Regions from separate parts of the Homo sapiens genome. Here region 1 is linked to region 2. The links are chromatin contacts, found by Hi-C or POLR2A ChIA-PET in ENCODE. All regions are on one chromosome and are shown on one strand. Each heading gives the region's core, a stretch centred on a gene start or an enhancer-like site at or near the end of the contact. The rest is flanking DNA. Distances are from core to core; before and after follow the strand shown. Region 1 holds the start of CAV3 (caveolin 3). Region 2 has its middle 14 kb from the start of SSUH2.

Region 1 (4,078 bases), core at 1,401-3,900, 75 kb before region 2:
CTTGCCCTCTAGACTGCAAGCTCTTTGAGACCCTTCTTTGACTCACACTGTCTCATCCTTGCTGGGTGCCAGGGACTGTGATAGACACTTTCAAACCCTTCATCTCATTCAATCCTCATGCTATATTTCTAACGCACAGTGCTGCTTTGAGATTCGTTTACCTGGTGGAGGTAAATTGGGAAATGATATTATTCCCACTTTACAGGGGAAACTGAGTCTCAGAAAACCTAGTTGGTTTGTCCAGTGTTATCATTTTTAGGTAAAATGGACTGGATTTGAAATCAAGTCTATTAAAGTCAAGTCCAGGACTATTCCTGCTAGATGACACTGATGGAAACCATAACTAATAATATTTTACAGGTACAATTTTATTTACATGTATATAGTGCTTTACAGTTTGTGAAATTTGTTTCCTAATTTTCCTCATTTCAGCTTTCACACTGTGCTATACTGTATACTCTATCTCCATCACTAACGATGTATAGAAATATAATATCCAGTATAAGAAGAGCTGTGGTGGAGGAATGCCCTGAGTGAAGCAGGGGGACAGAAGTGGGAGCAACTAATTGCCTGGAGGAGTCAGGGAAGGCTTTCTGGAGGAGGTTGCATTTGAGTTGGGCCTTGAAGGCTGAGTGAGGCATTCACCACCTGGAGAAGAGAGGACAGGCACTTCTGGCAATGGCACAGGAATGTACTCTGGTGGGTGGGCTGGCAGGTGGGAGCCAACCAGGCAGAAGAAGCAGGTTGGGGCCAGATTGTGTTGGGTTTGGACAGCCACGTGGAGAGGCTAGGCTTCTCCAGCATGGGAGGTGCCCCACTGAAAGACCGCAATACAGGCCTGTCTGATCCAGTGGCCAGGAGCTTTGAGCGCTTGAAATGTGGCTAGTGAAACTGAAGAATTCTAGATTTTGTTTAACTTTAATTAAAATGTAAACCCCGATTTCATTATTGAAAAATTTTTGCAGAATGTTTGAAACAGTACAGGCATGCGAATCGATTTTCACATGTACATTTTATGAAATCTAAATGCAGAACAAGCATTTCGGATGAAAATGTGGGGTCTGAACTGAAATATACTGTGGGTATAGGAAGCACACTGGATTTCAAACTTGAAGACTGTACAATAGCTCATTGATAATTGTTTTATATTGCTTACATGTTGAAATAATACTATTTTAGATATATAGGGTTAAGTAAGAAATATCAGGAACATTAATTTCACCTGTTTGCTTTCGCATTTTAAAATGTGGCTGCTAGAAAATTTTAAATTCCTTGTGGTAACAGTATCCCTATTGGACAGCACTGGCCTGAGATTCCAATGCTTTCAGTAGGATCTGAGAGGCCTCAGACACTGGCCTCTTAACAGCCCCTCCAGTGACTCAGATGCTGGTGGCTGGGGACCCTTCTTGGAGGAATTCTGCTTTAGAAAGGTACCTCTGAGCCAGTTGTGGAGTCTTGCACCTGTAATCCCAGCACTTTGGGAGGCAGGAGGATCACTTGAGCCCAAGAGTTTGATACCAGCTTGGTCAACATAATGAAACCCAGTCTCTACTAAAAATACAAAAATTAGCTGGGCATGGTGGCACTCGCCTGTGGTCCCAGCTAATCAGGAGGTGGAGGAGGGAGAATCACTTGAGCCTGGGAGGTTGAGGCTGCAGTGAGGCGTGAGTGTGCGACTGCACTCCAGCCTTGGGGACAGAGAGAGACTGTCTCAAAAAGAAAAAAGAAAGATCCCTCTGGGTACTGGCTGGAAGTTGGATTGAAGGTGTGGGCCTGGAGGCAGCAGGGCCGCTAGTGTCACCAGGAGGCGAGGGAAGAGGCCCAACTTCAGACGCTGAGAGACTCCCTGAGGGCTAGACAACCCCGAGCTTTCTCTTCGAGGGTCCCGGGTGCCGTCTGCCCTGTCCTGGCCACTAGACCTGGGGTGAGGGGGTAGCTAGGGGAGGGCTGGGCATGGCCCTCGGCCTTGGGGACAGATATTGGGCAGTGCTCTGGGGGAGTGAGTGTACCTCGAGGGGCTGCCGGCCCTGCTGGAAGCTGCCCTCTGGGGATTAACCCTGCACCCACTGGAGAGACCGCAGAAATGCCCCTTGGCACAGAAAGGAGCCCAACTTGGCCGCCCGTTCCTGTTCCTCCCAGGGTGAGAGCCAGGAGTGAGTGGCAGGAGCGTCACAGTAGTAAGGAGGGATTTTCTTTGTGACTCGCTCCTCCTGCCCTGATTAGCACTTAGGTCATGGAGATGAGGCTAATTTTTTGCTCTTGATTTTGCTAAAGATCCTTCGGTGATTTAGAAGCCTTTTTTTGGGGGTGGGGTGGGGTTGGGGGGGTGATACAGAGACAACAGAGCAACAAGTCTCTTTTCAGGGAAACTGTGTCTGCAGCAGATACCCTCCCCTGCCAAGCGCCCACGTCTCGCAAACCTGACACTCTCCGCCCGCCGAGGCAGGCCTGCAGAGCCTACCTTGACTATGTCCTCGTTAATGTTCTTGGGGTCTCGGTTCACCAGGTCAATCTCCTTGCAGTGGATATCCTTGACGATCTGGGCCTCGAGATCTGTGTGCTCTTCTGCCATCATCGCAGAGCTGGGGGGATCCACAGGAGGAGATCCGAGCTGTGTGGCCGGCTGGGGCTGAAAATACTTGGGGCAGAGAGACCAATTCAGTGTCCCCAGACTTATGTCCCTGCCAGCTAAATAGGCCCCACCCAGCATGCCGGCTGACAGCTGTCCCACATAACTTCAGCCTGCCTCTCTCTAAAGCCTCCTGTGGCAGGCCTCCAAGCTAAAATTAAGACTGGAGCTCTTCTGGAAGGCCGATCGCTCCTTAAAGGGGGCTGCCTCAGGGCACTGGGCCTCAGGAGAGGGTGCAGAGGGCCTAGCGTTTCCTATGCATCGTGTGGCTGTGGCCAACTCGGCGGTCGCTCCGGGGCCCCTGGAATTTGCCCCACTGCTGTCAGCATTTTGGCTCCTTTGGGGTGCACTGCCCGTGGAGGGAAGTGGGGTTAGTCCCTCCTCTGCCTCTGGCTGGCTGTGTGACCTTTGGCACACTTCACCTCTCTAGGCCACTCTGTCCCCATCTGTAAAATGGAGAGATGATAATAACAATCAGGGCTCTCCTACCCAGGGAATGGCTTCAGGAGCTGGAATGCGATGTAGTGGGGCTTCTCGTTGGATTGCCAGTGCCTGGCCCTGCTGCTTGGTGACCTGGAGCAGGTCCGAGCTTTGTGGGTTTCTGAGGTTTCCACCTGGAGCAGGAGTTGATGGACTGTGGTGTGGGGCCAGGCTGGGGATGAAACAGGGAGAGGAAGCTGCTGTGGGGCTGCCCCTCGTCTGCCGTCTGGAGCCTGCACTGGGATATGCCCGGTGGGGGGAACATGAAGTCCATGTTCGTGCTACCCTTCACCCTGCCCTAGTGACAGCTTCCAGGATTTTCTTGGGTCCCAGACACTCCACATGCATCAGTGGGGTGCACCTCTCTTAGATACCTGCTCGGTTTTTCTGTGCCCTCTTCTAACTCAGCCTTCCCCTGGGCTCCAGCAGCATGAAGGATGGCAACTCTGAATCCTCAGGGGTCAGGGTCTGTGCTTCCATTTACCTGTCTATTCACTCCTTCATTCAGGATTTGCTAATAGCTGGGGATAAACAGACCAACAAGGCTCTGTCCGCCTTGAAGTGCTCCCAGTCAAGGTGGGGAGACTAATTAAAACAATAAGTGATTATAATACTGTGCGGTAAGTGCCACAGATCAGAGATATTTTACAAAGAGCTGGTCTTAGAAGTCCATAGGAGTCAGTAACTTACTCTGAGGACACCGGGGAAGACTTCCTGTGGGAGGTGGCTTTGCAGATAGGTATCGAATGACAAGCAGGAGCTCAGCACCTAGAACACTTCAAGTTACAGGATTGTGGATATTGAGGAGTGGTATAGACAGGAATGTTGAAAAGTGTGGAGTGGCTGGAGCACAGGGTGTCTGGGGTTGAGGCAGGAGATACAGCTCAGCTCAGGCCTGGGTGTGCAGCATCCCAAATGTCATACTAAAGAATGTGGATTTTGTCTAGGGGTGCTGGAAAGCCATTGAAG
Region 2 (3,890 bases), core at 602-3,101:
GCTCCTGGCCTGCAAGGTTGCCTTGGGCTGCTCTTTTCCTTTGATGGAAAGTCACTGTGCCCTCAAGGGGGTCTCTAACCAGCGCTCTCTTTATGGATTTCTATAAATTCCTTCCTCTCACCTTTTCAAGTGGTAATGGCTGCATTACAACTAGCCAGGTAACCACACTCTCCTGTGTGGTCCCCAACCCTGCCTGTTAGGAATTGTGTAGTCCCTGTGGAAACTAACACGCCTCCTGGGATCTGACTGGAGCAGACTAGCTTCCCTGTTGGGACCCGAGTGGTACAGTGGCTGATGGGGATGAGATGGGAAGAACGTTAGGTCAAACCCTAGAGGACATGTGTTAGGAGCCTGTCTGAAGAATGGTTTCCTAGTTTCACCTAATGAACTCCATTCTCCCTTTAAGATCCAACTCAGATGTCTGCTTCCCTGGAAAGATTCCCATGAACCCATGCCACTTTCCATAGCATTTATTGACTGTGTTCTAATTGCCTCCTTCTCTATCTCTCTCTCTTCTGACTGCAGGTATCTGATGAATCTCCATATCTCTTACACTGCACACAATAAATACCCATTGAATGAATGAATACATATATGGATGGATGGACAGACGGATGATGCATGGTAGATGGATGAATACTGGATCCCATGCCCATTGAGGGTTTGGGTCAGGGGACTGATGTGAGCAGACACACAGAAGCACGGGCAGCCCCCGGCCTCCAGCAGATTCTTCCAACCCAGCTGGAAAGACATGATATGGACTTGGGAATTCTCTAACTCTGAAAGGCCCCCTCTGCTGAGGTGTCCCATGTTCACAGACAGTGTGCATGACCAGAGGTCAGAAAGAAGGGAGCTCACTCTGCTCTGGGCAGGGGGAGATCAGGGAAGGCTGCCTGGAGGAGGTGAGGCTGGAGTGGGGCATTGAAGGATGGGAAAAGTTATGTGGATGGAGAGGCGGAGGGAACAAAGGCCTGGGAATCTGATGGGCCAAAGGGAAGACAGGAGACAAGTAAAGCTTGGAGATTTTGTCGAGAAAAGAAGAGAGGAGGCAATTAAGGTGGGAGAAATGACACCAGAAAACCACTGAAAATGCCCCAGTGGGGTTTGTTACTTTTAAAAAAAAAGCAACCACAAAGAAAGACAATGAAACATCCATGTTTTCTTTAGTAAGGTGTAAGGAGAAGTGGCGCCAAGAAACAGCATGGATTTCGGAGTCAGGCAGACCTGGGCTAGAATTTCACCCTTGCTGATTTTTCACTGTGTGACTCTGGGCAGGTGACTTTACCTCTCTGAACCATAGTTTCCTTTTCTAGAAAATGGGCCTTGTAATAGTACCTCTTAGGGCTGCTGTGAAGGAAGGATAACATGGAAGCAACATGCCTATCATAGTGCTTTGTGTATGGTAAGTACTTTGTTGATGTTATTGTTAATAATATGACTACTATAGCCTTTATTATGTTTTGTTTTGTTTTGTTTGGGGGAATGTGACATTTGAGAGTCCTGGGCATTGTCTGCAGTAGCTGTGGCAGCTGTGATTGTGGGTAATAGAAGGAGAAGTCATGCAGGCACAAGGCTTTTTTTCTTCTCTGTTTTTTTGTGGCCTGAAAGAATGAGATAGCAGAATATTAATACTGCTATCTGGAGGCTTGACGCTGGGGCCTGGCGGGGGCTTGTTTTTGCAGCCAGAAATAGTCTGGCCTTTGCCTTTCCAGTGGGCAGGTTGCCAGGCCAACGAGTGTGTAAACCACCCGGCCGAACAAAGCAAAACTATTTTTACCTTGGGGAGCCCAAGAATGCATCACAGAGTTTACGCACCTGCCCCACCCAGCCTGGCGGCCCAAGCCAGTCGCCAATGGAGGCTGGTCTGCGGCAAGCAAGTGGAAAGCAAACAGTCCTGCCCCTTGGGGACCAGCTGCCCTGGCAAGGATACCAGGTGTTCCAGAAAGGCCCAGAGTACCCCCTCTTTCTCCTCTAGCCAGAAACTCTGAGAGAGTTTCTGAAGTGGTCACGCAAGGAGCAATAAAGGTTTAATTTTACCACCTAATTCGATATGAATAACAGCAATTCTACTCATAGCAATGCCTTCCACTTACTGAGATTCTGCTAGCCACAGGCACTCCGCTAACTGCTTACACATGTCGTCATCTCTTAGCCTGTAATAAATATCTCCATGAGGGTCATCCCCAGTTTTCTGATGTAGAAGCTGAGGGTCAGAGAGGTTAAGTGACCTGCCCAGGGTTACCCAGCTAGGATGCAGTTTGACCCCAGGCCCATTCACTGCAGAGTGGATGCTCTTCTCACCTCCCTCACTGTCTCCCCACACATGGGAAGAACAGGGAGGGCCAGCCTTGGAGTTGTCGTGGGGAGAAGGGTGCCTACGGTCCTGCCCATGCAGGGCTATGCAGGCGTGGAGGCTGGGAAGAGACTGGGACAGCCCCACTGCCTGCTGATACCAGCAGATATGCACACATACTGGAGAGCGAGGGTGGCGCCATGCCTGGTTCTCTGCTGAGCAAGAGGGAGGCCAGGGTGTCGGAGTCTACAGAACTGAATCCTCCATGTGTTACCATAGTGAAGGCTTTTCTTCCTTTCTCCCTCCCTCCTTCCCTTCCTTCTATACTCACCTCTTGGTAGGATGTGGTAGAAAGAGCATAATTTCGGTAGTCAGCCTTTGTTCCCTCCTCTTCTCCATGTACTTGACTCTTTTCATCCTTCAGTGCCCAGTGTCAGCCTCGCCTCCTCCAGGCAGCCTTTCCTGATCTCCCCCTTCCCAGAAAAGAGTGGGCTCATCTGACCTCCTGTCGTACCCACTGTCTATGAGCATGGAACACCTCATGGAGGGTGGCCTGTCAGTGCTAGAGAACTTCCACGTGTCCATGTCATGCCGTCCCACCTGGGTTGAAAGCTGCTTGAGGGTAGGGGCTGAGTCTTGGGCTTCTTCATGCCACTTTGTATTACTCCTCTGCCTCCTAACCTTCCATGACTTGTACCACCCTTTGGATTGATTATTCATCCACTCACCTATTCAACAAATACTCATCAAGTGCAGTGTCAGTTATGTGAAGATGCCTGAGATGCTATCCTGAAGTCTAGAGTCAATCAGGAAAGAGAGCTAAGAAAGGAGGTAATTATAAAACAGGGTGGTGGGCCAGGCACAGTGGTCCAGGCCTGTAATCCCAGCACTTTGGGAGGCCAAGGCAGTAGGATGACTTGAGGTCAAGAGTTCCAGACCAGCTTGGCCAACATGGCAAAACCCTCTCTCTACTAAAAATACAAAAATTGGCCGGGTGTGATGGTGCATGCCTGTAGTCCCAGCTACTCAGGAGGCTGAGGCAAGAGAATCACTTGAACCTGGGAGGTGGAGGTTGAAGTGAGCTGAGACTGTGCTACTGCACTCCAGCCTGGGTGACAGAGTAAGTGAGACTCTGTCTCAAACAAACAAACAAACAAACAAACAAACAAACCAAAAAATGAAGCAGAGTGGTAAATCCCATGGAAGAGGAGGCAGACTCATCGTGGGAGCCAGAAAAACCCACATTCAAATCCCGGCTCCACCACTTCCCACCTGTAGGAGCTTGGTCAAGTCACTTCCTCCCTGTGCCTCAGTTTTCTCATTTATAAACTGAGGCTAATAACAATTCTCAACTCACAGGGTTGTAGTGAGGACCGAATGAGATGATGTGGCCTTTTCGTCCTTTCCATCATGTTGGCTCCACATGGGCAGGGGTTGTGTCTTCCTCGCTCCCCGTCGTGTCCCCAGCCTAGGGCACATGGTGGGGCATGAGGACTGTTTGTGGAATGGCTGTTGCTCCGTCCCTGGGTCACAGTCAGTGACTGCCTGGTGCTGTCAAGAGGGGCTGAGAGTCCAAGAATTGGAACGCTCAATCCAT

What was found. A loop is a pair of places that touch in the nucleus more often than their neighbours do. ChIA-PET counts read pairs that join two places held with the same protein, here RNA polymerase II (POLR2A). Pooled maps may share reads with other maps.
Region 1: a map of gastrocnemius medialis shows a loop between it and region 2 (3-fold over the local background). The contact joins the promoter of CAV3 here to the enhancer-like site in region 2. A Hi-C loop is called at or near these places in 10 of 168 maps with a recorded cell type or tissue (PC-9, Right ventricle myocardium inferior, cardiac septum and 4 more) and 8 of 50 pooled maps. POLR2A ChIA-PET finds 5 or more read pairs at or near these places in 2 of 52 experiments (GM12878 and MCF 10A).

What each region holds. Positions count from the first base shown.
Region 1 is chr3:8,732,374-8,736,451 of GRCh38, reverse strand. CAV3 (caveolin 3) reads right to left here and starts at 2,650. Exons shown (of 2, transcript NM_033337.3): 1 at 2,462-2,650. The coding sequence starts at 2,575.
Region 2 is chr3:8,656,437-8,660,326 of GRCh38, reverse strand. It overlaps a transcript of SSUH2 not described here. Among named protein-coding and RNA genes, the nearest start is that of SSUH2, 14 kb to the right of the region's middle. RefSeq lists enhancers at 1,655-1,704, 1,735-1,784, 1,935-2,124. Within about 2 kb of position 1,851, at least 19 of the 41 ENCODE cell types and tissues checked have a DNase peak (open chromatin) inside an H3K27ac peak, as active enhancers do; they include PC-9, gastrocnemius medialis, heart left ventricle and 2 more, where a contact is called at or near this core.